4 separate regions of the Mus musculus genome follow, and regions 1, 2 and 4 are each linked to region 3. Evidence: chromatin loops called from intact Hi-C (ENCODE). Cell type or tissue: left cerebral cortex. All regions are shown on one strand.

The links. Hi-C counts contacts between places; a loop is a spot of excess contacts. Peaks named below come from ENCODE experiments on the same cell type or tissue, not always from the same donor. Only the 100,000 strongest peaks of a DNase experiment are listed, where the experiment ranks them.
Region 1: a loop joins it to region 3, with 4 times the contacts of the local background. A loop is called at or near these places in 3 of 42 quality-filtered maps.
Region 2: a loop joins it to region 3, with 5 times the contacts of the local background. A loop is called at or near these places in 5 of 42 quality-filtered maps.
Region 4: it touches region 3 in a loop (2.6-fold over the local background); 4 of 42 quality-filtered maps call a loop at or near these places.

Annotation. Positions count from the first base shown.
Region 1 is chr3:61,265,477-61,273,476 of GRCm38, forward strand. No RefSeq gene overlaps it. Among named protein-coding and RNA genes, the nearest start is that of Rap2b, 95 kb to the right of the region's middle. In left cerebral cortex, CTCF peaks have their summits at 3,369 (motif pointing right) and 3,571; DNase peaks (open chromatin) are centred at 3,390 and 3,713; H3K27ac peaks cover 815 bases.
Region 2 is chr3:61,358,815-61,366,814 of GRCm38, forward strand. Rap2b (RAP2B, member of RAS oncogene family) reads left to right here and starts at 5,693. Exons shown (of 1, transcript NM_028712.4): 1 at 5,693-8,000. The coding sequence starts at 6,243. The coding sequence ends at 6,794. In left cerebral cortex, no CTCF peak of the experiment used is centred here; DNase peaks (open chromatin) are centred at 261, 4,251, 5,001, 5,710 and 4 more places; H3K4me3 peaks cover 4,015 bases; H3K27ac peaks cover 3,807 bases.
Region 3 is chr3:62,166,188-62,174,187 of GRCm38, forward strand. No RefSeq gene overlaps it. Among named protein-coding and RNA genes, the nearest start is that of Arhgef26, 170 kb to the right of the region's middle. In left cerebral cortex, a CTCF peak has its summit at 4,689; a DNase peak (open chromatin) is centred at 4,655.
Region 4 is chr3:61,468,255-61,476,254 of GRCm38, forward strand. No RefSeq gene overlaps it. Among named protein-coding and RNA genes, the nearest start is that of Gm40061, 80 kb to the left of the region's middle. In left cerebral cortex, no CTCF peak of the experiment used is centred here; a DNase peak (open chromatin) is centred at 3,794.

The sequences.
Region 1 (8,000 bases), 900 kb before region 3:
AGATATGGGTACAGGGGAAAAATTCCTGAACAGAACAGCAATGGCTTGCTCTGTAAGATCGAGAATTGACAAATGGGACCTAATGAAACTCCAAAGTTTCTGCAAGGCAAAAGACACCGTCAATAAGACAAAAAGACCACTAACAGATTGGGAAAGGATCTTTACCTATCCTAAATCAGATAGGGGACTAATATCCAACATATATAAAGAACTCAAGAAGGTGGACTTCAGAAAATCAAATAACCCCATTAAAAAATGGGGCTCAGAACTGAACAAAGAATTCTCACCTGAGGAATACCGAATGGCAGAGAAGCACCTGAAAAAATGCTCAACATCCTTAATCATCAGGGAAATGCAAATCAAAACAACCCTGAGATTCCACCTCACACCAGTCAGAATGGCTAAGATCAAAAATTCAGGTGACAGCAGATGCTGGCGTGGATGTGGAGAAAGAGGAACACTCCTCCATTGTTGGTGGGATTGCAGGCTTGTACAACCACTATGGAAATCAGTCTGGCGGTTCCTCAGAAAACTGGATATAGTACTACCGGAGGATCCAGCAATACCTCTCCTGGGCATATATCCAGAAGATGCCCCAACTGGTAAGAAGGACACATGCTCCACTATGTTCATAGCAGCCTTATTTATAATAGCCAGAAGCTGGAAGGAACCCAGATGCCCCTCAACAGAGGAATGGATACAGAAAATGTGGTACATCTACACAATGGAGTACTACTCAGCTATTAAAAAGAATGAATTTATGAAATTCCTAGCCAAATGGATGGACCTGGAGGGCATCATCCTGAGTGAGGTAACACATTCACAAAGGAACTCACACAATATGTACTCACTGATAAGTGGATATTAGCCCAAAACCTAAGATACCCAAGATATAAGATACAATTTCCTAAACACATGAAACTCAAGAAAAATGAAGACTGAAGTGTGAACACTATGCCCCTCCTTAGAAGTGGGAACAAAACACCCTTGGAAGGAGTTTCAGAGACAAAGTTTGGAGCTGAGATAAAAGGATGGACCATGTAGACACTAGCATATCCGGGGATCCATCCCATAATCAGCTTCCAAATGCTGACACCATTGCATACACTAGCAAGATTATGCTGAAAGGACCCTGATATAGCTGTCTCTTGTCAGAGTATGCCTGGGCCTAGCAAACATAGAAGTGGATGCTCACAGTCGGCTATTGGATGGATCACATGGCCCCCAATGAAGGAGCTAGAGAAAGTACCAAAGAAGCTAAAGGGATCTGCAACCCTATAGGTGGAACAACATTATGAACTAACCAGTACCCCGGAGCTCTTGACTCTAGCTGCATATGCATCAAAAGATGGCCTAGTCGGCCATCACTGGAAAGAGAGGCCCATTGGACACGCAAACTTTATATGCCCCAGTACAGGGGAATGCCAGGGCCATAAAAGGGGAGTGGGTGTGTAGGGGAGAGGTGGTGGGTGGCTATGGGGGACTTTTGGTATAGCATTGCAAATGTAAATGAGCGAAATACCTAATAAAAAATGGAAAAAAAAAAAGAAGTGGGAATGGGTGGATAGGGGAGCAGGACAGGGGGAGGGTATATGGAACTTTCAGGGTAGCATTTGAAATGTAAATAAAGAAAATATCTAATAAAGAGAAAAGAAAAAAAAAGATTTTTCTATATTTGGAATTACCTGAGAGACCTACCACTGTGTGTGTATTTCTCTATCTCTCTGTCTCTCTGACTCTGTCCATCTCTCTCTTTCTGTCTCTGTCTCTGTCTTTCTCTCTGTATGTGTATGCGTGTGTGTGTGCGCGCTCATGTGTGTGTGCACTCGTGTGTGTATGTGTACAATCACATGTGTGTATTTGGGGATGCAGGGGCCAGAAATGTCCCAGAGGGGTTTAACTAAGGAGGGATATGCCTCCTACACTAAAATTGTGTGGTACCGTGCATGTGCATGTCCTAGACTAAACACAGAGGGACACAATAGAGAGCCATCTATACATTAGTATTCATCCTCCTCTGCTTCCTTAGTTTGGGTAAAACATAATCAGATGCCTCAAATTCTCACCCCTATATTTTTCTTGCTTTGATGGACTATGACCGCCAAGCTGTGGGCTAAAATAAGTCCTTCTCTCAGTTATGTTTGTCACAACAATGAGAAAAACAATATTAATTATTAATTAGCATATGAAAATAAAAAGATAAAGAAAATGGTTACCTTTTGAAATTCCCATTAAGAAATGATGCCAAAGAAAATAATAGTGTTGTGTGGCCTATTCTGAAGTTAATTGACAACAACAGGAAAATATTTTCAAAGAATTTTAAAAGGAGAGGCTTTATTATGCATATGATAATAAATTGAAGACAGGTCAGTTTCTGGTTGGCTGGCTGGATCAGTGTTATAAGTAATGACACCTTGTCATTCACTGTGTCTATACATTTACTGCATAGTCACAGACTTTACTGTAAGTGTTCCTAGTCAACAGTTACATATTCCTAAGTTGACTTTAATGAGCAGAGAAAGGAACATTTCGTCCAAGGCTCCTGTGTATTCAGGGCAAAAATCAGCTTTCAAATCCCTCTTCTCACTGTTATTGGTAACAAATGGACATCCAACCTAAGCCAACTATTCTGACCCCAATAATGCTGACAAAGGGATAACAGGACATGAAGAACCTTAAGGGACTTGCCCCTCAGTTAGAACACAATGAATCAGCAAAGGGGAGCATAAACACCTGCCAGTTTGTCATGGACATTAAAGTTGAAAACCTTGGGTGGGCTTTGCAACTATTAACCCTCTAGGATTCAGAGGCTTTCCCTATATAGATATCAAGAATTAACTTACAAATAACACACATAGCTCATCAGAGAGGGTGATATTTCTCCTCTTTTATTGTAAGCATACAATTTTTATTAAAAAAAGTGTGATAGAGTGAATTATACTAGCTATAGAGTCCGAATATCTTGAATTTCTTGATACCCATTTCAAACTCTGCAGAGAACATCTAACAGGATTTTGATACTGTTTATAATTACTGGGAGAGGCCAGGACTGCATTTGTGAAATGCAAATAGATACGCTGTATCTATAAAGCGCAGATAGTCTCTGCAAGCTCATGCTCCTTCTGCCATCTGTGTGTGTTGTTTGTCATAGGTTCATCTCAAGCTTGCACAGTCTGCAGTGGCAATCAAGGAAAGGTTAGAGTTCAAAGCCCCCTAGCGTCTCCAAAATACCTGGTTTGTACCAGTGCGCATTAATGGTTTTTCCCTCAAAATCAGCTTTGCACCACACAATTTTTCCCTACATAGGAACTAGAATTTGTTTTCATTTTTCAGTTATTTCCAGTTGCTCTCCTCCCTTGCACCACTAGGTGGCACCCAAAGAATCTATGAAAACTATCCCATGGTAGATTTCATTTGTTATTAGGAAAAAGAAAAAAAACCAAGACAAAACAAAAACCAAGCAAATATATCTTCCTTTGACACTGGCCTCTTAAAATGCATCTTAAAATTTAATTCTTTCAGATCCATTATAGCTTTGTACAAAAGACATTCCAGACATTCCTGTACAGTAAGGCTCCTGTCCCTTTGTGTTATATAACAAAAGTTACTCATCCTGGCCTTTTCTTAGTCAGACAGACACTCTGCTCAGCACTGCCTCCTTAAAAACACTTGACTCACTCCACCCTCTGGAGAGATACTTGGCAAATGTCATTCCTACCTTCCCTGTTTAGCATCTGTCTCAACTTGCTGTCAAAGTGTATCCTGAAAAGCCCCCTGGCTGCACTCCTGCCTTCCAGCTTGCTACTTCGGAGTTTCACATTTTTATCTCCTCTAGGTGCTCATAACATGATGATGAAAATCTAGAGAACCAAGTTCTGTGCTGGCTCTCATGAGTCATCATTTCTCTCACTATGGAAGTGTTATTAGACGCGTTCTCACGACCGGCCAGGAAGAACACCACAGACCAGAATCTTCTGCGGCAAAGCTTTATTCTTACATCTTCAGGAACAGAGTGCAAGAAGCAAGAGAGCAAGAAGCAAGAGAGAGCGAGAAGCAAGAGAGCGAAAAAGCAAGAGAGAGAAGCAAGAGAGAGAGAAAAGCAAGAGAGCGAAAAAGCAAGAGAGAGAGAGAACGAAACCCCGTCCCTCTTAAGGAGCATTCTCCTTCGCCTCGGACGTGTCACTCCCTGATTGGCTGCAGCCCATCGGCCGAGTTGACGTCACGGGGAAGGCAGAGCACAAGTAGTCATAAGATACCCTTGGCACATGCGCAGATTATTTGTTTACCACTTAGAACACAGCTGTCAGCGCCATCTTGTAACGGCGAATGTGGGCGCGGCTCCCAACATCTCCCCCTATCCTTTTAATAAGAGCAAATAGGCCACCCATATTAATGAGAGTGGAGATAGAGGTCAAATCCCCAGTGTGTAGGTAAAGGAGCCATGTACAGGATTAGCTCTTAGGCTCACAGGCTTTTACCCAGAGCAACCCTGACCTGCTCCCGTGTCGTTTTGCCTGGGGGAAGGGAACTAGGACACTGAACCTTCATGAAAGATGACATGTCTCCCTAGAATAGGCTCATATATGCCGCAGAGCCTTTCCATTGCAGTGCTTAGCCTTGCAACTCTCTCGGGCTGCTGAAGCACACTCACTCTATCCCGTGCAATGAGACTAGCCTCGTGGGATATAAGAGCTGAGTGGCCAGCGACCTATTGCCTAAGCATAGATAACCATATATCAGGGGGAGCTCCATGTTCTAGTCCTGCAAGCGCCTGGGCAATAACCACCTTGTCTCTCCTAGTTTAGGCCTTAAGCTTACAGACCAATCAAAGAAGCAACACTAATCCACAGCAAAGTGTATCTCCAAATAATATTAATCCCACCCATTTTTTAAAGAAAGAAAATGCTGAGGAGATCCAATTGGGTAATCCTTTGGTCAGGGACAGGTCCAAGCGCGTGGAGTTGACCTGAAGTCTCAATTCCCGAAGGATCTGTTCAAATTCAGCCATCCAATTCTGTAACATATACTGAAAAAGACTTTTTGACAAATTAGCTGTCCTAGTAAATTTAACATACTGAATGGAAATAACACACAATCCCGGAAACTTTTGTTCACATCCCAGCTGAGTTATTTGTCATAATACATCTAGTTGTATCTGGACAAGATCTATGAGTTGATTAACCAGCATGAGACCTCTCTGTATCTTGACATTAGCTGAGGCCTGTTTATCTATGACTGTAGTCACTGAGGCTGACAAAGTGTTAATGGTGTCAGTCATCTGGACCTGTCCAGACAGAGCCAAGGCTGTCTGAATTAAGGCCAAACCCAGTTCCTAGTTAGTGGTAAAAAAGCAGGAGAATACTTGAGCATTATACATCACCGTCATTGGGAGTGGAAATGTCGACATTATCCCCCAACGCTGCTCTCTCTTTATTATTGACGCCCTGGACATCACCAAGACGAGGGACATTAGTATTTCCTTGGTCAGTCTGGATTTTTCGGGTGAGTCTTTCTGGTACCCAAAATGGGTTGTCTTCATTCTGTGGGAAAACACAGACAGCTCCCCTGGATCTTACCAAGATAGGATCCGGGCCATACCATTTATTATCAAGGACATTTTTCCATTTAACCATCTCATTGGGCCTATCTGGCTCTGTACAATGACGTTCAGCCGCAGTATGGCCATGAACATCAATATTTAAAAAATTGAGTGTAAAGAGTGCCATAGACACAGACACTCTTGGTGCTCGGGGTACAGTCTCCTCAAAAGTTCCCCTCTTCTGTTTTATAAGATAGGCTTTGAGGGTGCGATGCGCACGCTCAACAATACCCTGTCCTTGAGGGTTGTATGGAAGTCCAGTCAGGTGGGTTACGTCCATCTGACGGCAGAACTGTTGGAATTTTTGAGACGTATAAGCTGGTCCATTATCAGTCTTAAGGAGTCTGGGTTTCCCCCAAGCACTCCATGCCTCAAGACAATGTTGAATCACATGTGAGGCTTTTTCTCCGGTTAACGGAGAAGCAAACATGATGCCAGAACATGTGTCAATGGACACATGGAGATATTGAAGTTTTCCAAAGGAAGAAACATGTGTAACATCCATTTGCCAGACCTGTAGAGGTCGAATACCGCGTGGGTTAATTCCCACATGAGGAACTGGCAAGAACTCACAGCAGCTTTGACATTGAGTAACAATGTCACGGGCTTCTTTTCTTGTCAAGGAGAAACGACTGCGTAATGTTTCAGCCGTCACATGAAAATTGTTATGAAAATTTCTTGCAGCCTCTACCGGGGATGATAGGGCAGCAGCCACCACTTTAGTGGCCTTATCTGCCAAATCATTTCCCAGAGCCATGGGGCCAGGTAGGCCTGAATGGGCTCTAACATGAGTAATATAAACAGGAGATCTTCTAGATAACAAAACTAATTGTATCTGCTGAAAAATATTGGCAACTCTACTGGAAGGCTTAATCACTCCAGCCACTTCTAAAAGATTTACTGCATTAACCACATAATAGGAATCTGACACAATATTAAGGGGTTTTAAAAAGGTTTTTAAAACTTCTAAGACCACTAAACATTCTACCACTTGAGGTGAATTTTCATTATACTGTTTGGATACCACTTTACCATTAGCCACATAGGCACCTATGCCAGTTTTTGATCCATCAGTATATACCACAATCCCATTTTTAAGTGGGTTTCTTACTGTTATTTGTGGAAACACAACAGATTGATTTTGGGCAAACTGTAAGATTGGATGTTTTGGATAATGGTTATCTATTTTTCCTGAAAAGGAGGTAACTAAAACTGCCCAATCATTAGATGTGGCTGCCAAGGTTTGAACCTGTGCAGCGGTATAAGGTACAATTAAAAGATATGGACTTTGCCCAAAGTGGGTGATTGCTGCTTTTAGACCTTTAAGGGCAAGCTGTGCAATTGCATCAGGATACCAATCTATTATTTTAGCTGGGGATACGTTTGGATGGATCCACAACAATGGCCCATTCTGCCACAAAACTGCAGTTGGCAATTGTGCTGTCTTAAAGACACACAAACTGAAAGGCTGCGAATCCTCAATACGTTGTAATTGTGCATTCTGTAAGGCCTTTTCCACTTTTTGTAAGGCCTGGTTAGCAGCTAGAGTAAGAGTCCTAGGGGAGGAGATATGAGGATCTCCTTCTAAAATACTAAACAAAGGCCTTAACTCAGCGGAAGGAATCTTTAAAAAAGGTCTGAGCCAATTAATATCTCCCAACAGCTTTTGAAAATCATTTAAGGTATGGAGGTGATCTCTTCTTATCTCTACCTTTTGGGGCACAATCTTATCTGGGGACACCACAGAGCCCAAGAATTGTCCTGTATCAGAAATTTGGACCTTTTCTGTGGCTATCTGTAAACCCCACTGACTTAAAGTTTTAAGTAGAAAAGGATATGCCTTTTGTAGCATGGTAAGGTCTTTATGGCACAGGAGGATGTCATCCATGTAAAGGAGCAAAATTAAAGAGGGGAATTGTTCCCTCACTGGCAAAAGAGCTTCTTGCATATAAAGCTGGCACATTGTAGGACTATTGGACATTCCCTGTGGTAAGACCTTCCATTGATACCTCTTATCAGGTTTAGCAGAATAAGCTCTCTGACCCGTTAACAAGTCAAAAGTCCAATCTCTCTGCTCTGGAGTTAAAGCAGCAGCGTTTGCTCGGTCCTGCGCCTGTGCAGCCTCTCGCCACAGAGATCTCCATTCCAAATATTTGCCCATATTAGGGAGAGCGGCTTTTGCAATCATTTGCCAGTCGGCAGGAGTTAGTGCCATGCCGGCAAGCCTGTCTAACTGCACCAAGGTAAAATTAGCATTAATTCCATATTTAATCTGCACATATTCTACCGGAGCGTGGACACGCCCACCCTCGGCTCCTTCAAAGACTGGAAATGCCTGTTGTATTTTCCTTTGTTCCTCTCGGGGAATGAATGAGTCTGCGCACTGCCTCTCTGCGCACTG
Region 2 (8,000 bases), 810 kb before region 3:
CGCAAATCTTTTTTTATACTACTTTCTGCTCGATTATGTAATTCCCAGTAAAACAGAGTCCCCATTAGGCAGATTCTATAAAGCAGACCCCACTGCTGGTGATGATTTACAAGTGCAACTTCCGTTCCTTTGCACAGGCCCTCATTGTCTCCCTCTGAACCACAGGCTGAAGGAGTTGGAGGAGTCACCACTGCAGAGGGCTGATAGGCTTCAACTGTGTCGGGAAGTGGTGTGCAGGCATCCCTGCAGGGAGAAATGGGGGCTCCTTTCATCCAGTGGTTTGTGAGGGAAAAGAAAGAGAGACAAATTCTTTGTAATGGAGCTAAGCAATTTCTCCTATTTCTATATTTGGTTCTCTGGAACAGAACATTCTGAGGAGAGGAATCTTAAACAGACGGGGGTTTGAGGTGGCTCTTTCAAACCAAGAAAACCTAGATCAACTAAATCTCTCTAAATGCTTCCTTCCACGAGCTTCCTTTGTACCTTCACCAAATAAAGTTGTGCTGCAGGAGGAGCACAGGTCTTTCCCATAGATGAAGTCTCTGGCAGATCTGAGACCCAATAGCAAGAGGAGCACGGGTCTTCCCCATAGATAAGGGACTCTGGCAGATGACCCAAAACAAAAGGTCAGATAATTTACCTTTAAGAGAAGGGACTTCAATCGCTTCTCGGCCTTTTGGCTAAGATCAAGTGAAGAGAAGGGACTTCAGGGCTGGAGAGATGGCTCAGCGGTTAAGAGCACCGACTGCTCTTCTGAAGGTCCTGAGTTCAAATCCCAGCAACCACATGGTGGTTCACAACCACCCGTAATGAGATCTGATGTCCTCTTCTGGTGTGTCTGAAGACAACTACAGTGTACTTATGAATAATAATAAATACATTTTTGGGCCTAAGGGACCAGGGATGACCAGAGTGAGCAGAGGTCCCAATTCCCCCACAGCCACATGAAGGCTCACAATCTTCTGGACAGCTACAGTGTATTCATATAAATAAAATAAATCTTTAAATCTTTAAAGAAAAGAGAGAGAGAAGGGACTTTGACCTTGTTTTCTAAAACTGACTGAAAGAATTAACATATGCCAAGCCATTCAAAACGGGCATATAACAGGATGGGTCCAAATCTACTGAATCATGATACTCATCCAGCCTCAGGACATCTCAGTCCAGGACAACTTCTTTATTAAGATGAATAGATTTTATTCCCAATATTAACAGGTATATTAATTTATTTGCTGAGCATAATGTGCAATACCAGATTGATAAAAAGAGACAAATGAGATAATCATTGAAATTATTTTCCTAATATTGTGTGTGTACATTTTGTACAGAGGATATTTAATTTAAAATTATTTCATGCACATTATTTTTAAGAATAATTGAAATAATAATAATAATAATAATAATAATAATACAAGATCAACGTACAAGTAAACCCAGACAGGCGTAGTCACTGCAGAAATAAGACAGAGCAGGACTCTTTTCACCTTGGTCATAATTCTAAGCTATTCCTGATGGTTTAAGATAACAAAGATTTCAAGAGCTCATCAAGACTGGCCAATGCTTGTTCTTTCAATGGCTGCTCAAATCGGTCTATGAAGTAATGCGAAATATGTTGACCATCCAAAGCGTACCACCAACCCTATGAATCAATGACTGCTTAAATTAGAAAATATTTTCAGAGAAGCTTCCGGTTGGTTATTATCAAAGTATCTTTGCTAAAACCCTCAAGCAGCGAGGTGGTCCTAGGATCAGAAGTTCAATGACTTTGAGATGGACCATTTGAGAACTCTGCAAATTCATTAGTCTTCTACTTTAAAATTTCGTCATCACTACCAACTTACTCTGGGGATTTTCTAAATGAGGAGAGTTTAGAATGATTTGTGTACCTGCAGTTAGCTCTGGGAGATCTACAGACACAGTTAAATCAGCTCCTTTGTACAGATGGGCTGTGTAACTGAGCAGTTTTCTGCTTGAGAGCTTTAGCATCACCTTGTAGCATCCCTGCTTTCCTTGCAGGCCCAGAGCTACATCTCGCAAGGGACCTAGCAACTGTCCTGTGAATGGGGAGATCAAGTATGGGCATCTGTTTAAAGCTAGGCTGCCCTTATGTGAATTCCTTTAGGCTGTTTTCCTTTTCACATTATCAGAAGACAGTGTCTTCTTCACAGAGGGCATTTGCCCTCTGAAGCTTGAATGCCTCTCTTGAGGGCAGCATTATTTCTATGTAGTCACTCAAGACAGTGTGGTTTCTTGGTTGTCATTTCTCCAGCATTTTCAGGACTCAGAGACTTGGCCATTAGGATATATAACTATATATATATATTCTTTGGACCAAGGAGTTGCTATGGCTTATCAAGGATTATCAAAACCTTCTACCACAGATAGAGCTCATAAGAGCAACAATTTACCTATGTACTGATGGATATTTATTGAGGGTCTCTTATCATAATAAATATCATGAACCATTGGAGGCTCTAAGATAAACCAGGTGTGGTAATGCCTTCTAACGTTTTACATGGTGGTTAGGGTAATCAGACTTAGTTCTATAAATCCTTATACCATGGGGCAGATAATGACTCATTAAAAAATCAAAACAAACAAAACTATGATATAAGGAAGTGATTAACTTTAAAATATGTATGCTTTAAGCTAAGTTAAGCAATCCAGGCCTGTTAGCCTAGCTACTCTCAACACATACATACACATACATTGCTGAGTACATAGTTCAATGGTATGCCACTTAATTATCACAGTAAACAATGGTTCAGTCTCTGGCACCCCTCCTAAAATTTTTGGGCCGTGGCTTCATATTAAATCATAATTCCCTGTGTATATCTTATTTGAGGGAAATAATTGGGATATAGTTTAAAAACTGCTACTAAAAAAATGCCAAATAGAATGTTTTCAAATGGCAACTTTTTTTTTTTTTCTGTTGTTGAAGAAGCCTTCTTCTGGTGTCTGAAGACAGTTACAGTGTACTTACATATAATAATAAATACATCTTAAAAAAATAAAAAAGAAAGAAAAAGCCATCAAGCTTCGGTAGTATGGTCTACTTGTCTACATGGATATCTCTTCTAGATGGGGCTGTCCCGTTGCTCAGGCAGGGTAGTAGTTGATAAATACCTCGTGCACAATGGCTTTAATGGGTGTTACTATCTATCCACTGTCTGGTCATTATTATCTCCCTGGAATGCACCAAACTGCTGCAGAGAGCAGCCAGAACACCAAGGCTCTGACTCTGCTCACCTTTCTGCTGTAAAGAGAGGGCACTGCTGTTCAAGGTACCTAGTACTGTCCTGCGGGCAGGGCCAATTTCATAATCACTATTTTATAGATAGACAAACTAAGGTTAGGAAGCTCCCTGGACTCGTTCAATGACCCAAGCCGTCACTGAGCGAGGTCCAAAGTTTGAAATGACAGACTACACATATAAGCTGGAAGCATTTTCTTTCATGTTACTAAGAAACACACCTTTGTGAGCCCACAGCACCTCAATAAAGCACACAGCCCAACAAAGAATTATTAACTGGAGATGGGTGAGTTGGGAGTCCCCCAAAAGATCCTGGAGGTGGGCTTGGCACCACACAGAAAAATATTTCAGAGTCTCCATCCCTTGGAGCCATAATGTAGATGAGGAAGCGCCTTCCAGAGAGATGTCATCTCCACAAGAAGAGTGCAAAGCACGGTCATAGCAGAGGGTCCATCTCTGATTATATTACGAAATTCTACATGAGAAGAAAAGCTGGGGATAATTTTGTGGGAAAGCACACTAGCCCTTTGAGTGCTATACAATCAAACACCTAGGTTGTAATCCTGGCTCTGCCACTCTTAGGCAAGCTATTGAACACCTGGGAGCCTCAGTTTCTTCATCTTTAAAATGGGCATATAAGTAATTATTATTATAAGGGGTAATTGAGATAGTGCATGCAAAACACTTGGCAGGCATTAAACACTGGCAGAATGTTGGCAGGGTTCTAGCCGGCTATATTAAAGTTTTGCTTCAGAGATAATTCTCTGAAGAATTATATAAGCATAATTATATCGAAGCAGTCAGTAGTCGACCATGAAAACCCTTCCTCCACTAAAAGGCAGAGCCAAGGCAGAGAGAAAGCACTTCACCTTAGTAAGGCACAGGATTATACTGAGGTTCTGCCTGGCTCTGCTGGCAGGTACTTGCGGCTGTGGACACTCGGGGCCGCAGCCAAGAATCTGGAGCAGGTTCACTCCCAAATGGAGCCCTAAGTACCGCTGTGACTTGGAACCAAAAGCAACACTGCTCGGTTCTTCCTTCCGTGAGGACGTTTAAAGCAGAGGCTAGTGGCAGGGGGATAGCAAGCCTGGCTACTTAACCCTGGTTGACTCGACACAAAGCCGATCCCCACCCCTCTGTGCCCCCGGGCTCCCGCTGCCAGTGCAGTACACAGACAGGTCTCGACATCTCTCCTAGCAAGGATCTAGAGAGACTCGGGACAAGTCCAGGCGTCACCTCACATCGCCGTGCAACTGAGCGGAGCCAAGTCTTGAGACTGCCCTCCCCACCAAACAGAGCTTTGGGAAGAGGCAAGCCCGGGCAGCCCCACCTCCCCTGATGCCACGAACTTGCGGTGGCTCATTGCTCATCCCAGCCTTCTTCCTGCTAAGATCAAGTTAGGAACTTCAGGGTTTCTTAAAGACGGGGAGCAGCAATGAGCTCTAGTTGCTCTCTTTAAGGGACGGTCGTGACTGGGCTTAAAGAAGTCAGACTCCCTCCTGAACACCAACAAAGGACTATATTTAGTTTGGAGCACTCCACCTAAATTCCTTCTTTTCCCCTCTCAGCTTCAGATGCACAGGCCCGGGCAGTGGGTGGAAGGGGGCGGGGAGCAGTGGAGAAGGAACAGCTGGGCCTCCGCCTCTCCACTCAATCTCTATAAATAACCAATCCTGAGCGGAGGCGACTTTGCAGCCAATGAAGCTGTCTAAAGCGACAAAACCTCAGCAACAGCCAATGGAAAAACATTTGGGGGTGTGAGACTCACATCCTGGGGCCAATGAGTTGGGAGTCTGGGAGAGGTAATTTGAGCTGGCGTGTGGGTGTGCGGTGCGAAACCTTCCTACTTGCAAGCCCCAAACCTGCTCCTCCGACTGAGCATGCCCTGACTCGGTGCGGGAGCCACGGGGCTCGATCCACAAGCCATATTTTGGCTCTAACCAAAGGGGTGTTGGGGAGGGGGGAGACGTAGGATGACCCCGCAACTCTTGCCCTGAAGGCTGCAGCTCTCCACAGATTCCCAGCCCTAACTCCTTGTCCGGACAGGGACTCAGGTCGAGTTCTTCGTGGGAAACTGAGGAACACCGGGCCAAGTGGGAGCACGAACCTCTGCTACCTTCCGGGGCCTGAAAAATGCCCTGCAAGTGTACGATCCTGAGAGGCGCGCAGCAGCCTGAGTTCGGGGACAAGTGTCTATCCTTTAACAGCGCAAGCCGACGAAGAGGTCGCAGCCAGCTGCTGCCTGCTGTCCCCATAGGAGGCCGGCAGCCGCACAGCCCCGACCGAGGTGACTTCGGTTTGGCGAGCTTTCCACTTACAAGCACACACAAGCAAGACTGCCCAGTTCCAAGATTCGCGCCGCCCCGCCCTGCCCCGCCCAGCCCCTGTTTGCCACACCCTCTGTCACGCCCCCTCCCGATGCGGCGGAAAAGCTGGAGCGGAGTTCGGGCGGGGCACCGCGGGCGACGTACTGGGCATGCTCGGCTGGGCGGGGAGGGCTGGGCTGCGCGCGGCGAGTAGGAAGCCCTCGCCCAGCGGAGGCTGCGGGAGACAGAGGAGAGAGAGTGATGGGTCGCGGAGCTGGACGCACGTTCCGCGGGGACTCATGCCACGCGTGTCTCAGCCGGACGCCCAATTAGCAGCCGCCTCTGCAACCAGCCGCCACCTCCTCCCGGCCCTCCCAGGCTGCCGGGGCGAAGAGCTCCAGCCGTTGTCTTGCTCCGGCTGCGCGCATTGTCCTCAGGGTCCTCCGACAGGGCTGCTGCGGGGCCCGGGACCCGCGCCCTAGGGACGCGCCCCCGCTGCCGGTCGGCCTGGCGCGGGGCTCTGCTAGTCTGTTGGCGAGCCCGTGCTACCGGGCTAGTCTCGCCGGGGTTTTTCCTGCGAAGTTGAGGAAGGGGAGAAGTCCACCCGTCCGCCCAGCCCAGCCTTCCCCGGCGCGCAGCCCCGACGGGGCCGCGGCAGGCGCGACGAGGGCGCCGACGGAGCCATGAGAGAGTACAAAGTGGTGGTACTGGGCTCGGGCGGCGTGGGCAAGTCCGCGCTCACCGTGCAGTTCGTAACAGGTTCCTTCATCGAGAAGTACGACCCGACCATCGAGGACTTTTACCGCAAGGAGATCGAGGTGGACTCGTCGCCGTCGGTGCTGGAGATCTTGGACACCGCGGGCACGGAGCAGTTCGCCTCAATGCGGGACCTGTACATCAAGAATGGCCAGGGCTTCATTCTCGTCTACAGCCTGGTCAACCAGCAGAGCTTCCAGGACATCAAGCCCATGCGGGACCAGATCATCCGCGTGAAGCGGTACGAGCGCGTACCCATGATCCTGGTAGGCAACAAGGTGGACTTGGAGGGTGAACGTGAGGTCTCCTATGGCGAGGGTAAGGCCCTGGCCGAGGAGTGGAGCTGCCCCTTCATGGAGACATCGGCCAAAAACAAAGCCTCAGTGGATGAGCTATTCGCAGAGATCGTGAGGCAGATGAACTACGCGGCACAGCCCAACGGCGACGAGGGCTGCTGCTCGGCCTGCGTGATCCTGTGAGGCGCCGTCTGCCGCCGGGCGCTGGCCACGCTCTGTGCACAAAGCCAAACGCACCCGATTCTCTTAATGTGATTGTCTTCTTGCTTTGAGATTGGAGACGACTTTGTTGTCTTGGCTGGGATGTCCGAGGAACCTGGCTGACTTGTGTAGCCAGCATCCCCAGCCTTCAGCCAGGGTCTGAGAGGGTGTACGTTGCAGAGCATCTGAGACCCCGGTGGAAAAATGGCTCTATACAGCGTGTACGTTCCTCGTTGATTTTGGTTCATGCATATTTCCCCGTTTAAATAGCCATTAAGGCTCTGTATTGGCTGCTTGACACCGGCAAGCAAAAGTTTCAAACCTGAAAAAAAAAAAATGGGGGTGGCGAAGCAGAGGAAGTGAAGGGGAAGGAGGCAGTGGGGGAGGGTTCCCCTGAGCAACTGTTCATAGTTCCAAGTTTTAACACAAGGAAAGAGGTCCAAGAAAATCATATGAAGGAGCCAGAAGAGGGGACGAAACTTTTTTTCCTTGTTTTCCAGGATTATTTAGAAATTAAGACCAGGGGTTCCTTTTCTGCCAGCTTGGAAGGGCAACCCAGGGACTGATTACGATTCTGAGGATGTCTATGCAAAGTTGGGTTCTTGTTACAGTGTATCCAATCTGAAGTATTGCACATGTGAACTGGGACTGTTTAACACTGATGCCAATACAGTGTGGGGTGCCAGGAAGTGTCTGCTGATATTTGTGGGGAAAAAAAATCTATTTTGATTACCTACTGTATCAAAGGGGAGTCTGGGGGGAGAATGGTAGTATTTTTTTTTAATCAGCTGTGAAAAATGTTACAAATCTGCACATTTTTTGTGTGTGCTATTGTGTGTGTGTGTGTGTATGAGTGTAAGTATAGCTTTTTTTTTTTTTTTTTTTTTTTTTTGTGGTTGGCAGTGACAGATTTTGCTGACTAGCTTTTAAAAATACAATACAAAGACTTCGTAAATGTGATTCAGGGCGCCCAGCACCCCTGTGTCTGCAGAGTGCCTTCAAACTCAGCTGTTCCAGCCGGTGCCAACCTGTGAATTCCCACCATGTCCCAGAATCTGCTGTTCTGCTTTCCCCAAAACTACTTTAAGCATCTTCCTGAAAGAGCCAGGATGAATAGGACCTGTTATTCCGTGAATTGCTTCATTAATTTTAGCTTTTTTTTTCAATGTTAAGTCCATAAGTCTTGAA
Region 3 (8,000 bases):
GACCTGGAGGGTATCATCCTGAGTGAGGTAACCCAATCACAAAGGAACTCACACAATATGTACTCACTAATAAGTGGATTTTTTTTTTAATGACTCTACCTCCATTTTTCAATTCTGGACAGTGTTGTTCAATTCCTTTACCTGTTTGTGTTGTCCTGCATTTCTTTAAGGGATTTTTTCCTCTTTAAGCGCCTCTACCTATTTATTTGTGTTCTGAATTTCTTTAAGAGAGTTGTTTATGTTCTTCTTAAAGTCTTCTAGCATCTTCATGAAATGAGAATTTAGATCTGAATCTTGTTTCAAGGTTGTGTTTGGGTATCCAGGACTTGCTGTGGTGGGAGAACTGGGTTCTGACATTGCCAAGTCGAATTGGTTTCTATTGCTTATGTTCTTATGCTTGCCTCACAACATCTGGTTATCTCTGGTTTTATCTGGCCTCCCTGTCTCTGACTGGAGCTTGTCTTCCTGTGATTCTGTGATCCTGGGGAGTCAAGCTGTAACTGGGGAGTCGGACTGTCACTGGTGTGTGTGCTGTGTGGGACCAGGTCTCTGCTCCTAGTGGGCACAGGTGGGAACCAGAAGGTTTCTGAGTCTCCAGCTAGGCAAGAATCTGCTTCCCTGGGTCACAGGGGTCCGGGTACTCATGGCCTCAGGGCAGGATTTAAGATCTCACCTGTGAAGTTCTAAGTGTCTGAATATCTAGGAGATTGAGCTGCAACTGAGGTGTGGGCTCTGTGGGATCCAGTTCTGCTCCTGGCCTGCACAGGTGGGAGCCAGAAGCCAATGAAGTCATTTTTTATTAGATATTTTCTTACTTACATTTCAAATGTTATCCCCTTTCCTAGTTTGCCCTCCCCCAAAAAAATTCTCTATCCACTTCCCCTCCTCCTGCTCCCCAAACCAACTTTTAAGAGGGAAAATATAGGGTCTGAAAAAAAGATGTAACAAAATGTTAAGGATAGAGAAACTTCTAAAACTATAGAAAGTAGAAAAATTAGAACAACAACAACCAAAAAAAAAAAAAAAGTAAGGAAAGGTGAGCAAAAGGAAGTATATGCACAAGTAAGAAGAGGGCCAAATGCTCTTGGGGAAAGTAACGACATTAAGAAGACAACAATGAGAGAGAGCAGAGTGTTGTCTTCAGGGATGATGATTAAGTGAACAGGCAAAGGGTGAAAATCTTTTTCAATGAATCAGGGAATGAGGAATATGGATATAATGAACATTTTTTTAAATTTTGAGATAGCTAAATTTTAAAAAGAAAAAAAGATATAGTATAGAGGTATATTTTTAAAAGTATCTGTGCACAGAGAAGATCTAAGTAGTTTTTGAGATAAAAATCAAAATAACCAGCAGAAAGAGAGGAATATTGAAGCTAATCATGGCATATATTTTTAATAAATATTATAATGCTATTCAGACATATAAATAAACATGAATGTATATATGTGCTTGTGTTTACATAATACAACATGCATACAAACAACTGGTTTAAGTCAGTATTAAGGTTGAATCTTTCTCTATTTTAAAAGATTCTATATAAACTAATGAATCACAGCATACATAATTACAGCTTGCAAGCCTTTCTGAATTGTGATTTGTTTACTGCAAAGCTTGTCCCTGCTGATGTCTATTCTATAGTCTAGAGGACAAAAAGTGATTGGGTCAGTTGGGACTAGTAATGACTAACAAAAGAAGCATCAAGAAGAAAGAAAAGTATGCCAGATGCAAACCTGAAAGGTTGTAGTGGTTCCAGAGCCCTCATGGGTGAGGTTAGGCTGGCAGGAATAATTGCCAGCAGACCAGTCATTGTTGAGGACAGGTCATTATAAGTCACAAGAGCTCCCTGAACTCATTACAACCAGAAAAGGCTGACAATGAGTCATATGAATTGCAGCTGAAAGCAATTGTGGCAAAAGGCCAGTGGTACCTTCAAGAAATTCTAGGAAAGTGGAAGATATATATATATATATATATATATATATATATATATATATATATCACAGAGTTACATATCAGCACCAAAGGAACTAAGGACATATTGATAGCTTCTTTCTGTAATGGAAAAGCAGAACAAAACGAATGCATTGTATGTGTTTAGTGGAATACAGGATACCAATTCAAAACAACCACCACTACCCACAATGTGGAAGAATCTCACAAAGTGTTGAACAAAGTAAAGCAGAAGACCTGCCAGGTGAGCCCATGTCCCTGTACAGTCTACATCTGAACAATAGTAACCACATCCACGAGAGTGATGAGAGGAATACACAGATGAGCAGGTATCTGGGATGAAGAAAGTGGCTTGCACCACGACTGTGATGCTAGACACAGAGGGTATACATAAAAGTTCCTCTAAAGTTATGCCACATTCCACTTTGTCAAGAAAGAAAGTAAAAGATGGAGAAAAAGAAGTGTAGAGAAAGTGAAGAAGAAAAAAGGAAGGGAATAAAAGGAAGAAAGGAGGAGGGTCAGGGGATGAGGAAGAAGAGAAGGTTAAAGTTTATTTTTGGTGTTCACCAGAAATACTGATTAAAATAAAGGTAACTTGAAAATGCTTAACATTTCTAACATATTGCTAGGCAATAAGAATTAGAGTATCTTAGATATGCCTTCTCTAGCAATGACCTTTGAGGGGGTAGAGGGAGAAGCTAATGTCATGCAGCTAAAGTATACGCTACTATGATTAGTATACACATTAGGGTTCATCTTCTTATAAGTCATGTGATCACCGTGAAGGAGGCATTAGTTGTAGATGCTCTGCAGTAGATGACAGCCATGAGTGCATTAAGTAGCTTTCAGAAGTAGAGGGTTAGTTAGCAGTGGATGAATTTCATTCAAGTTAACCTGACATTGGTGGTTCTATGCTTTGAATGACTCTGTTGAGAGAAATAGAAAGCTTGAGCATTAGGCTTGTGAAGGAAAACATGATATTAAGAAAGCTAAAGGGCCTCCAGTAGATGCCAGGGAACTGCACCATGTACAGCCAGACAAAATAAAACATCATAGGGAGGCAAGTCAGAATTAAGTTAAGAGACAAGACTCCAAAGTCTGTATGACAAAAAGAGGTAATATTAAAGTGGGGAGTCCAGAAATAAAGCAAAGAGGCTTGGAGGTGCAAGATGGTATAATGAGAATATTCCATGGTGGGCAATAGTGAAACACGTGAAAATGCCAAGTGTGTTATGCAAAGCTTTAAAGATTGGTGTACTGGCTAGTTCTGTATCAACTTGACACAGCTGGAGTTATCACAGAGGAGCTTCAGTTGAGGAAATGCCTCCATGAGATCCAACTATAAGGCATTTTCTCAATTAGTGACCAAGGGGGAAAGGCCCCTTGTGGGTGGGACCATCTCTGGGCTGGTAGTCTTGGGTTCTATAAGAGAGCAGGCTGAGCAAGCCAGGTGAGGCAAGCCAGTAAAGAACATCCCTCCATGGCCTCTGCACCAACTCCTGCTCCCTGACCTGCTTGAGCTCCAGTCCTGACTTCCTTTGGTGATGAACAGCAGCATGGAAGTGTAAGCTGAATAAACCCTTTCCTCCCCAACTTGCTTCTTGATCATGATGTTGGTGCAGGAATAGAATTGACTAAGACAATTGGATTATAGAAATACAGCCCAAATGTGTTAGAACCTACAGAGCAGATCAGAGCTTCACAGGAACCCTGCAGTAGATGCAGGGTCCGTATGTAAGTCAACTGTTAAAGTCATAGAACCCTTAGTGGTGTGAGCAAGCAAGTCAGTCTTCCTAATCCAATCTCTTTATGTTCAAGTATGAAAATGCTACATGTCTATTTTATTTCTGGGTTATCACTGTTTGTTTACAATTCCTGCATAAGTATTTTCTCCTCTAAATATAATGTTTGGGGAAACAGCCAGTAATTCTCCATGCAAATACTAGCCAATTCATTCTTTTTCGTTTCATGAGTGGAGGAAAAAAAATGACATAGGAAAACAAATATCCTGACTATTGTAGTCTCAATTCTTTCTTCATGTTTCTCTTTTTCCCCCAATGTTTCTTTTCTTTATGCCCCAAAAGAAAAGAAGAGTAAGAAGAGGGAAGATGGGTAACTAAGGAAACAGTATCAGGAACAAGCCGTGTTGACTGCTACTAGTCAGTCACAAGGCTAAATTTCAAGTTTAAATCATTACTAAATTAGAATCAGTATGCTTTATGCTTATAAATGTTTTTATTTTGGGTTTTGTAACAAAATGTTAAAACATCAGTAAACAGAGAGCCTTCATTCCCTGCTGTGCTGGGCCAGTGGATTGACTCTCCCAGATTCTTACAGTTCTCCCTGGAGTTGGTGATCTTCAAGCTGTAGGTCATAAAAACACTATTACTTTGAGCCCACATCCCACTTCAGGAAATGTCACCCATCAAAATTCCTAGAGTAGGATCTCTTCCTGTATTGGAAACAGATTTCCTGGCAGACACTTAAGCAGAATCCCTGAACCAGCTTTGTTCCATACATTTCTCAAATATCCAAGTGCTTAGTAACCATTTGCATTTATTCCACAGAGATGGTGTCTGTGGATCATGCACAACTGTTCCCTGAATCTCCACAGCTACACACGGGAACTCTTGGGTAAAGACGTTGTCAGAAAGAACGCACTAGAAGTGTCCGACTTACATAGTATCTCCAGCAGGTTGAAGCATCCTCAGTTAGAAGTTACTAGAGTGCCACAGTGTGGTCAGTTCAAGCACTAGAAAGCTTGTGGGAACAAGTAACCAAATACAAAAAAGCTCCTCTCATCAGATCAACTGGGTTTCTGATATGTTATTTTCTGATATGATATTTTTGAGCATATAAATTAGACAAATCATGTGTACTAGTTTTAGGCAATGTCTAAGTCTATTTTTTTAAGACTATGTCAGGATATAGCCTTGTCAAACAGAAATCTAGAAATCCACACCGGCTTTAGTCATGTCCCAGGATCAACATGAGAAAACACCCTTAGTTTATTATTTAAGTGTTTGTATACTTAACTCTAAAAATCTCACCAGTTAGTTACTTCAGTTATACAAACTTCCATGTCAAGTTTTATCCATTCATGAAAAGTAAAGACATAATTTCCAAATGTCCATAAGTCATAGTATATGAAGGTAAGGAAATCGAGGAGGGGGAGGCAATAATTCAATTGTCCTCCCTGGAGATGTCATTTCTGCAATTTACTTGAGGACATAGCAGAACATTCCTGTTGTCTCAGACTGTGCCAAAAGACGCTCTAATTCTTAAGGTTGTGGAAATAGAGCCTGACACAGTGCAGTGAGTTCCTCTGGTGACAAATACAGAGAAGGTTTTGTCGCCCCAGGACCACCCAGATCAGCTATGGAGCCTCTATGCTGCAAAACCACCCCTTTAGCTGCCAAGCCCATTATTTGGTCACTAATTTACTCGGGACATCCTGGAAGGAGCCTCAAAGGTAATACTGGAAAATCAAGGTCAGGAGAATATGTACTTTGGATGGCCAGTTTAAAATTTAAATGTACAGAACAAAGGCCTCTGTTGACACCTGCACCTGTGAACATGGCAGTTTGATGTGACTCAACTTCAAAACTTGATTTAGTCTTATAACTTGCAGTTTTCAAGCCTATGTACATTTACTACTGTAAGAGAGGTTAACACTGTAAGTTGATCTTCTTCAGAGAGGCCAAGTGTCTCCCAGCACTGTTGACAGGGCCAGGGTCAAAACCTTTCTCTCAAGACACAGAGGATGATGGCTCAGTGTATAAAGCACTTTTCACACAAGCCTTATGACCTACGCTCAGTCCCTGTAACCCACAGAAAAAGCCAATTCTGTGTCACACATATGCAACTGTAATTCCAGCACACCTATGAGAAGGTGGGAGGTAGGAAGAAAAGAATCCACCAGAAACTCACAGCTTTCAGACCAGCTATAGTACAAGGCAGAGCAGCAGAAACAAGAGAGACCTTGTGTCAAAAGGCAGAATGAAGGAACTGACCACTGACCACCTATGTCCTCTACATCCCCCTCCCAGATAAATTCTCTCTCTCTCTCTCTCTCTCTCTCTCTCTCTCTGTCTCTCTCCTCTCTCTCTCCCACACATAAACTAATAAGTTAATTTTTAAACGCTGTCTGTTCTAGTTATTTTGTTCCACTGTCCCAGCAATATTCCTGTCAATCATACACAGCCAGTTTTGTTTTCTTTCCATATATGTATGTCTCTAATCAGATTCTGTGGCTGAAGTTGAAAAGGCTACCTGTCACTTTAAGAGGTGATGGACCAGATGCACGATGCAGTTTGAATGTTCCATACGTTGGTTTTGGCAAGAATAATGCACAACGTAGCTTTACATCGTTATTTAAACAATTTTACACCCCAGAAGTTTGGAATCCCCAAACCCTCACTGAGAGGAAGCTTGCATGAGTTGTAAGCACAACATCAGCTCACTTTATTTTATCAACCATCTCCACACTTACTGGAGTCTATAAATTACATTATGAAAGATTTTCCAAAACCATCCTGTGGGAAACTTTAAATTGCCCAATTTTACTTCTTACCCAAAGGCAATTGAGATAATTTACATAAAATATTCCTCTAGGCCATAAACTACTTGAATATGTTTCCAGAGCTAATCTGCCTATTACTGGTTTCTGTTTTAAAGGAAAATTTTGCATTTGTTTACAATCATTAATCTCAGTTACATTTACATTTTCACAAAGAAATTAAGTTCTTTAAAAAGAATAAAAATACTTTTTAGTTTTAGAATAGGATTAAAGCCCATTGAAGTTTGACAATTTAAAATTTAAATCTAAAATAAAACATGTTGATTAATAAGAAACTGGAAAAACTGCCAGGCATGGTGGCGCATGCCTTTAATCCCAGAACTCAGGAGGCAGAGGCAGGCGAATGTCTGAGTTCGAGGCCAGCCTGGTCTACAGAGTGAGTTCCAGGACAGCCAGGGCTACACAGAGAAACCATGTCTCAAAAAACCAATAAAAAAAATAAAAAACAAAAAACAAAAACGGAAAACCTAGTAGTAGAAAACATTTGTTTATATTCTATTTGAATTTTGAGATATCCCCTGCAAGATTTAAATTAGTAATCATTTGAGTTAATTTTTCCCAAAGCATAAATTGAGTTTTTCAGTTTTCTTGTTGTTCTTGTTTTTCTTTAAGATTCTTGTGTGTGTGTTAGACCAACTCAGCCCAGAGCTTCTGATCTTTCCACCCTCACTCTGCACCCTTGTATTGAAGATGTGTGCTCCCAGGCCCAGTGTCTCGGTGCTGAGGAGCCAGCCTTCAGCTCCCTGCATGCTAGGCAAGACTCTAGATACTGAACTATTTCCCCAAACTCTGCTATTCTGGAGACTTCAGACAGTGCTATATATAGGTGGGGGCAGCTAGGATACAAGCCACTGGCCCATGCGCAAAGACAAGATCCATGAATTCTAAACCCATGTTGGGTTGCTACAAAAGTTACTTTTTTATTAACTCTTATTGACGATTTGTGAGTTTCTCATCATACACCCAAATCCCACTCATCTCCATGCCGCTTCCTATCCACCCTCTGCCCTTGCAACTGCCCCACAAAAGAAAATAAAAACAAAAATAAAATATAAAAAATAAATAAAACATAAAAATGGAAGCTGTGGTGTGTCACACTATGTTCCACAGTAAACCTTTTTGTCCACTCAAATTTACTTGCAAATATTCTTTGCAGAGAGTCATTGGTGTGGTTTGAGGCCTCTGGCCTCTGCTACACTTTCAATACAGATCCTCGCTGGGACTCCCTTCAAATATCCTGGTGTTTCCCTGTGTCATGGAGATTGTGGAGCTTTGGATCTTCAGCAGTTCATAAATGTAGGTTTTTAGGTTTGGATGAACCAACTCAACACCCTGGATCAAGAACTGGGGTGGTAGCTAAACTGGTCAGGCTGACAGATCTTCCACATCAATACCACCAGGGCAAAGCCTCTAGCACTGACTGCTCTAGTTAGCTTGTCCAATGCTGTAACCAACAAGGAACAGGGAT
Region 4 (8,000 bases), 700 kb before region 3:
CTTTCAGGTGGTTGTTTATCCATGCAAAGTAATTCATATGCAGTGTTAAAACAAAGAAATCCTTCAACCAGGGACTTGGTGTTCTCTACTGTAACACTGTAGCTAAAGCTAAACCACAATATCAAAATAAAACCAGAGTGCCTAGAGTCTATAGCCCTTATTTATATTACACTAGTTTTCATCTACCTTTTTGTAAATATGTAGTTTGACTCCATTATAATCACATGTAGATTTATGTGAAGAACACAGAAAAATTACAAAGATGAAGAGTAAAGATGTTTCTTTTATTCACTGACGTGCTTGAAAGCCCTGGATCTTATTCATGAACAGGGTTATTTTGTGCAAATCTCCTGTATCTCATATTATAAGAATTTTACTATAAAAGATTTTGAAAGCATATTCTGTTTTTTTCCTGGTTGTCAATTTGAAATCTATTCATATGCCTTTATTATGAATGTTATGCTTTATACATGTACATTGACCAGGTTTTTCTAAAATGTTAGTTATTACCCTATGACTACTAAAAGTATCAATCTTGAAAGCATGATTATTCAAGAGCATAGGCAAATTATTAAATATTACAGTTCCTTCCCTTGTCTCTCTGTTCAATCTTTGTTCTTTCATGCAGGAACAGAACGCATGCATTCTAATAATAGACTATGCCATTGACCTAGCCTCTCAACTAACTACTTTCCGTTTCCGTGTTGTGATTTTTGAAATTAAAAAATATAAGTATTTTGTGCTCTTCTAGAAAACCAGGTAGGCTGTCCACAGTCCTCTTCTCTCTCTGATTTCCTAGAAACAATGCCTTAGTCTAGTTCCTACTGCTACAACAGATCACCAGCCAGATGCTCCTCTCTCCCCTGTCCATGTCTGCTGTCTATTCCACAGACATCCCTTGGAACCTCCCTCCCGAACTCATCACTGTATCCCAGCATTCAATACTAGCAAGCATTCCCTATGAATACACCATATGAGCAGACCAGGAAAACAGGCAACACACAGCCATCACTCTCTTCAAAATTACAGAGAAGAAACCAAAAAAGATGGAACAAAACACCCACCCAACAAACACAGAGCCAGAAATCAGCACCTAGACCTATCATCATCCCAAAACCAGATGTCTAGACACAAACATAAGAACATAATCAATAAAAACCCTAGGCAATATGGCTCTACTAGAGCAGACCTATCTTCTAGGAGGTAGGTTAATGATATTACTACAGCAGGGCCTGATTATCCCAACATAGCTTAAGTACAAGAAAAAGATCATAAAACCAACTATATGAAAATGAGAGGGGTCCTTAAAGAGAAAATGGATAAACCCATTAGAGAAACCTGAGAAAATACAAACAATTGGAAGAAATTACTAAATCACTCAAAGATGTCCAAGAAAATACAAACAATTGTGGGAAAAAATAAATCCCTTAAAGAAATGCAAGGGAAAAAAAGAAAAACAAATGGTTGAAGGAAACAAATAAAATAGCTTAAGACCTGAAAGTAGAAATGGAAGCCATAAAGAAAATTCAAACTGAGGGAATTCTGGAAATGAATTCAGAATTTGAACAGGAACTACAGAAGTAAGCTTCACCAACAGAATACAAGCAATGGAAGAGAGAATGTTAGACACTGAAGGTACACTAGAAGAACTGGATACGCCAATCAAAGAAAATGTTAAAGCTAAAAAAAATCCCGACACAAAATGTCCGGGAATCTCCCTTTGTAAAATGCCTGTCTGTGGCTCTCTCATTCAATCCCATTCCGCTGCCCAAGGAAGCTGCTCTGATGACATCTGAACAAGGCATTGATCCTGTTTGTCTTTCTGTGTCTGGGAGATTCCGTCTTACCCCTGTTAGAATGACTAAGACCCAAACCACAAATTGCAGCTCATGCTGGCCAGGATGTGAAGCATCCTCCATCACTGGTGGGAGTGCAAACTTGTACAACCACTTTGGAAATCCGTATGATTTCTCAGAAAGTTGGGAATCGATCTATTTCAAGACCAAGATATACTAATCTTGGGCATATACCTAAAGGGGAGTCCATCTTACCACAAGAACACTTGCTCGACAACGTTCATTGTATCTTTATTCATAATAGCCAGAAATTGGAAAAAACCTAGATGTCCCTCACCAGAAAAATGGATAAAGAAAATGTGGTACATCTATACAATGTAGTACTAGCAGTTAAAAATGACATCATGAAATGTGAAGACAAATGGATAAAAAAAAAAAAATCCAGAGTGAGGTAACATAGACTCAGATGGACAAATATGGTATCTATTCACTTAAAAGTGGATATTAATCAATAAATTAATAAGCAAGCTACAATGCTTTACCTATAGGGGTTAGGTAAAGAATGGATCTGGGGGATGCACAGATCTTTCTGGGGAGAGGAGTTAAAATCGATTTTGCAGGTGGATGAGGGCAGGTAGGGACAGGAGTAGGAGGGACCAGGTCAAGATAGGGTGGATGGAGAGAGTACGGGGGTGGGTGTTTAGAATTAGGGGAAATTGAGTGATTATGTGAAAACCCAGTGCAGTAGAAAGTTCCTGGAGTCTATAAAGGTGATCCTAATGAGGACTCTCTGTAATGGGAAATATGAAGTCTCAACTGTCCATCTCTTATAGCTAGGTAAGGCTTTCAGTTGGAGGACTGAGTGGCATTCAATTGAATTGTTGGCCAAGGGGGAACATGGGCCATGAAAATTCCCAAACAGCCCAGGATGATGCCAAGACAAAGGGTTGCTCTTTGTAAATTGACAGTGGGGACCCATTGCTGAGGACAACATCCACACAACTCAGTGAGCATGGAAAAATTGAGTTGATGCCTGCATGGCACCTTCACCCCTATGTTCTAGTCTCTTTGGTGTAAAAAGATACTCTGCAGGCTACTGAGAGAGAAACTTGGACAGTAACCTAGCCACAAAACCTTTGACCTACAACCTATCCTTTCTGCATAATATGCTAGGGCAACAGTGGTACAGAACTTGTGGCAATCACCACCCAAAGTCTGATTTGACTTGAGGCCTACTCCAGAAGAAGGAACCCATATCCAAGATTGCTTAGGTGACCAAGAGCCAGAGACTAGATAGCCCAGAGACCTAGGGTAAAGCCAAACAATTAAAGGACTCCTAATGGTTTTCTGCTATACTCATAGACCAGTGTTTTATCTGGTCATCATCAGAGAGATGACTATATGATCTCTAGCAGTAGATAGGAACAAATACAGTGATCCACAGGCAGACATTATGCAATCTCCATCAAATCTCAGATCCCAGGAAGTCCTGAAGAAAAGGAGGTAGAAAAATTGGGAGTCAGAGGGGATGGAGGATACCAGAAGAACAAGGCCCTTTGAATCAACAAAGCAGACATATGAGAACAGAGAGTCTGAAGTAGCAAGCACTGGCTCTACATGGATGTACCAGGTCCTTTGTGGATATATTATAGATTTAGCTTAGTATTTTTATTGGACACATGTCTATGAGAATGAGTGGGCCTCTGGCTCTTTTGAATGCTCTTGGGATTCTTTTCCTCCTGTTGGATTGTTGTGGCCACTTTTGACATGAAAGTTTCTGCTTCATCTTATTATATTTCATTTTGGTTGTTATATTTTCAGTTTGGTTTTTATCTCTTAGAATCCTTTTTTTAACAAGAGACAGAAAGGGAGTAGATCTGGAATGAAGGCAGGGGTGGGAAACTATAATCAGGATATATCTTATGAGAAAAGAATCTATTTTCATTTTTTAAAAGCATTTTGCTGCTAAGCTTACCAGAGTTCCCACATATCCCAGAAAAGTCTCATGAGATTGAGTGTGGTAGAACTGTCAAGATAGCTGCAGTTTTGTCCTCCTTACTGAAGGAGTACATCATTAAAACAGAAAAATGGAATCAGCCCAAGTCCCCCAACAAATTTAACCATTATAATCAACCTAGGACTTTGCTAATTCGTTATATAACAAGAAAGGTGTAGGTGTTCATCTTCATTGCTTTGATGTCTGCAGTGACTGACTTGGCTGTTTTGACTGGAAGAAAGGAGAGTTTTTCTCATACAGTACTTTTTTGGCCTGGTCAGACATATGACTCAAACTTTTATCTGTGTCAACATTATAACACTTGAAAAGGCAAGTGGCTGAAGCAGATAACCCTGGTAATAACTCTAGGTTCAAAAGTTTCTATCACCAAGATTCTCCAACCAACTAGGAGGTGAGCTTTAAGACTTCCCAGATTTTTCACAAAATAATAAGACTGTCTCTCATCTTCAAAAGTGTGAAAAATAGTTCAACTACTTCTCTACTTTCTAGAACTTATTTATGTGATCATGGAATGTACTATTGATTTTACTAGAAAAACAACATAAACAAAACTGAGATTAACCTTAAAATACAGCTTTTACTGTTCCTTACCAGGCCTTTTGTTTTGTTTTGGCTTGGATATATCAAATTTTGTTGAAGTCTAAGTAATTTTTTTTTCTAAACTAATTTGATAATGTTTTGTGTAGATTAAACTCCAAATCTCATTATCATAATAAAATACTAGGGATAATATAACTCAATTTATTTTAGATTTAAAATAAGACCTAAGATGGTTTAGGAGATAAGATCAATTGCTACTCTTACAGTGAACCATGTTCAGGTCTCAGTACCCAATGACAGCTCTTAATTTTCCATAACTCCAGTTCCAGGGTATTTAATGCATAGATACATACAAACATACATACATACATACATGCAAAGCACTCATACACAGAAAATAAACAAATCCAAAAAAAATATCTATAGCATTTTGGTTTTGTTTTTTTTCAGGCAGACTCTATGTAACTCTTGCTGGCCTACAACTTGCTATGTAGGCCATGCTAGCCTCAAGCTCACAGTGAGCTGCTTCCCTCTGCCTCCCAAGTGCTGGGAATACAAATATTTGCTATCTTGCCTGGCTAGTTTGACAACATTAAACTAAGAAAGTAGAAGAAAATACTCATGATTTAATTGGGGAAAAGTTTCAAAAGATGGAAAGTACTTCTGAGGAAAAAAAAATCTTATCAAATGAATTTTAAAACTATCTATCTGTTCATATGAGGCTACAGTCTACTCTAAATTACTCCATATTGTAAAAATAGCTTTTCAGGCTGTGCCCCAAGAGACTCCATCTTACCAGTAGCTGTTGATTCCATTTTGAGGAAGAAGGATGACTGCAGCCTCTGGGGTGGACCAGAAACTACATCATCTGTCAGGTTTAACATACTCAGTACAGACAGATAAATGCCTTATTCTTGGGTATGTTTTAGAGTATGGTATAGATTTAGTAGAATTGTGAGGAAAATATCAGAAAAAAAATTGAAAAGAAATATAACAAGCAGTTCCTCTGGGTGACATTTTCGGTATAAGTATGCTTTAAAATATATAATGTTAATAATCACATAAACTATGGTTGAATAATTTCCAGAGATTAAACAACTGGAATACTTGAACAGAAATTGTAATGATGTGTGTGGAATGCAGTAAAGATTGTATGTCATACTCTATAGCCATTATGGAAGACTGTTGACAATCAGTACATTCTGAATGTAAATTGAATATAAATATTACTGGTATCCTTCTTGGTCACTTTACTAAAGATGTACATGTCTTTTTCATCTTAATAATAGACCTTTAATTTGAACTGATATTAGCTATACATGATATTATTTTAAATGTTATTTACATGTGAGGGAATCAACACATTTCACCATTAGTTTCAATCTTTTGTTTTTTGGTTTCAACTATCACTTTAAAAAATAAACAAAACAAAAACAAACAAAAACCCAACAACTATCTAGATTCTCTTCATTAACTGTTATCACCACTTTTTTGGGGTCTAAGTTCTTACCAGTAAAGATAAACATTATATATCACTTGTAGGTAAGCTCTGGTGTTTGCAGACATCTCCTACTTGGTTGAAGTTTGTCTTTCAACATTTTATAAGTGGGGAAACCAGGCTTCCCGAGAACATGCACAGTCACATTTTACAATTAATTCCCCTTTCACTTGTGAAGCTTCTGACTCAGAATAGCATGCTTGGGTCACATTGCCCCAGCAGCCTGTGAAGGCACTTTCTTCAACAGTGTTTAGAATTGAGGGTATCTTTGTAGTTTCCCAGGAAGGCAGAAGGTCCCTGCTGTCACTACCTTACTGATGGAACACTCCTGGAAACATGTGAGAGCTCTGGATTCAGAGTCATAACCCTCTCAGTATACTGAGATAGTAGAGGTTCCCTTACCATTCCCTTTCTGCCCACCTTGTCCACATGATGGTGAAGTCCCCACCACAAGGTCTCTAGGCCCTTTTTCTCATGTCATGACAGTAGTTGTCTGTTTTGAAGTCACTTAGAAAAAACACCACAAGAGGAAGACCGTGATTCCCCATCATCTTTCTGAGAACGTGGGCTGCAGGAACCATTCCATGTTTTAGGGGATTGGTTGCCTGTCTGACCTTCATGATTCTGGTGCTTTTCTGTTCAGACCAACTGGGAATTTTCTTATTTTCTTGACTTATCAACATGAAATTTGAATTTGATATTTTATTCTCTGTGAGTTTTGGGTGATTTTTGAGAGGGAAGTGAGAAAAATCTAACTTTATTAAAACTAGAATTCTTTCAAGTTTAGGTATTTATACAGAAAATAAGTGCAGTAATTTATAACACTCCCTTACAATTTTTTTTGAAAGTGATATATATTTGATCAGTTTCTAAAAGAATTGGCCACAGTTAATATTTGTGCTTCACTTTTTACTAGACCTTGTTATTTATTCTTTAACAGCAATATCCATTCCTTTTGTGTCTTCTCTCTCTCAGTTTTCTTATTCCATGATAGCTTTAGAAATAAAGCAACAGTTTCATACTACTGAGTTCAAAGGGAACAACTGAGAATGAGATAAGGTGTAGAAGGCTAGAGAACACAAGTACAAAGGAAGCTGGTGGCCTTGGCGTTTGCTGCTGCCAACAAAAAGATAGCAGAGGAGACTGGGAGTGGGGGCAGTTCTGCATTGTCAACAGGAACCTTGACAATTTCTGCTAAAGTAAATGCTTTACGTCTACTCAAGCTCCAAGTGTATAAGAATAGAAGCAGGAAAGCAGAGTATCAAGGATTCATTTCCACCAGAATATTGGAATACTCACAGAGTGACAGGACTGAATTATTTCACAGACACTTGCTATTTATTTGGAAGGATGTTACATATGATAATCTTAGCCTAAATTATTTATCTCAATAAAAACTCAGAGATAAATAATATCATTTTTGAGTATATATATGAATGTAAAAATAATAAGTGTACTAATTTTTATTTTAAAATGGTTACTTGAATGGTTTTGTTTGTCTGGAAGTTAACTTGTGGGCTACTTTGGTAAGCAGGTGACTTGAGGCGAGGAGGTTTTTTGCTGTTACTACAGCCTAAAGAAGTTTAAGGCATCCATTGATAGCCTCACACTGCTCTTCATGGAGGAGGAGAATGGGTAGGACAGAATACTTTTCATAATAAGGTTTGTAAAAGGTCCAATTTATTTTTGTAAAAATAATATTTTTAATAGTAGTAGTACCAAATAAGTACCAAAAGTACCTAATTGTATAATGAATTTATTGATCCATATCAAAATTATAAAGTGAGTACTGTTAACATCTTTAAAAGGAGTGTTTTTACATTTGTTTACTATTTACTGGGGCTGGAAGATTGTAAACGTGTTGACCATAGTAAAAAGTGTGAATTTGTCCCATTCTTCCAATAATAATGCATGTAATCTCTTCCAGTAATAACATGTGAATAGATAGGCCTGTTTTTGTTTGTTTTGTTTTATTTTGTTTTTGAGACAGCATCTCATATAACCCAGACTGGCCTCTATGACCTTGAATTCCTGAGTCTCCCACCTCAACCTCACAAGTGGTAGGATTATACACAAGAATCACCACACCAAGTTTTGGATAAAAATAATCATGTGGATATTGGCTTAGACATTCTTGTTATAACTAATA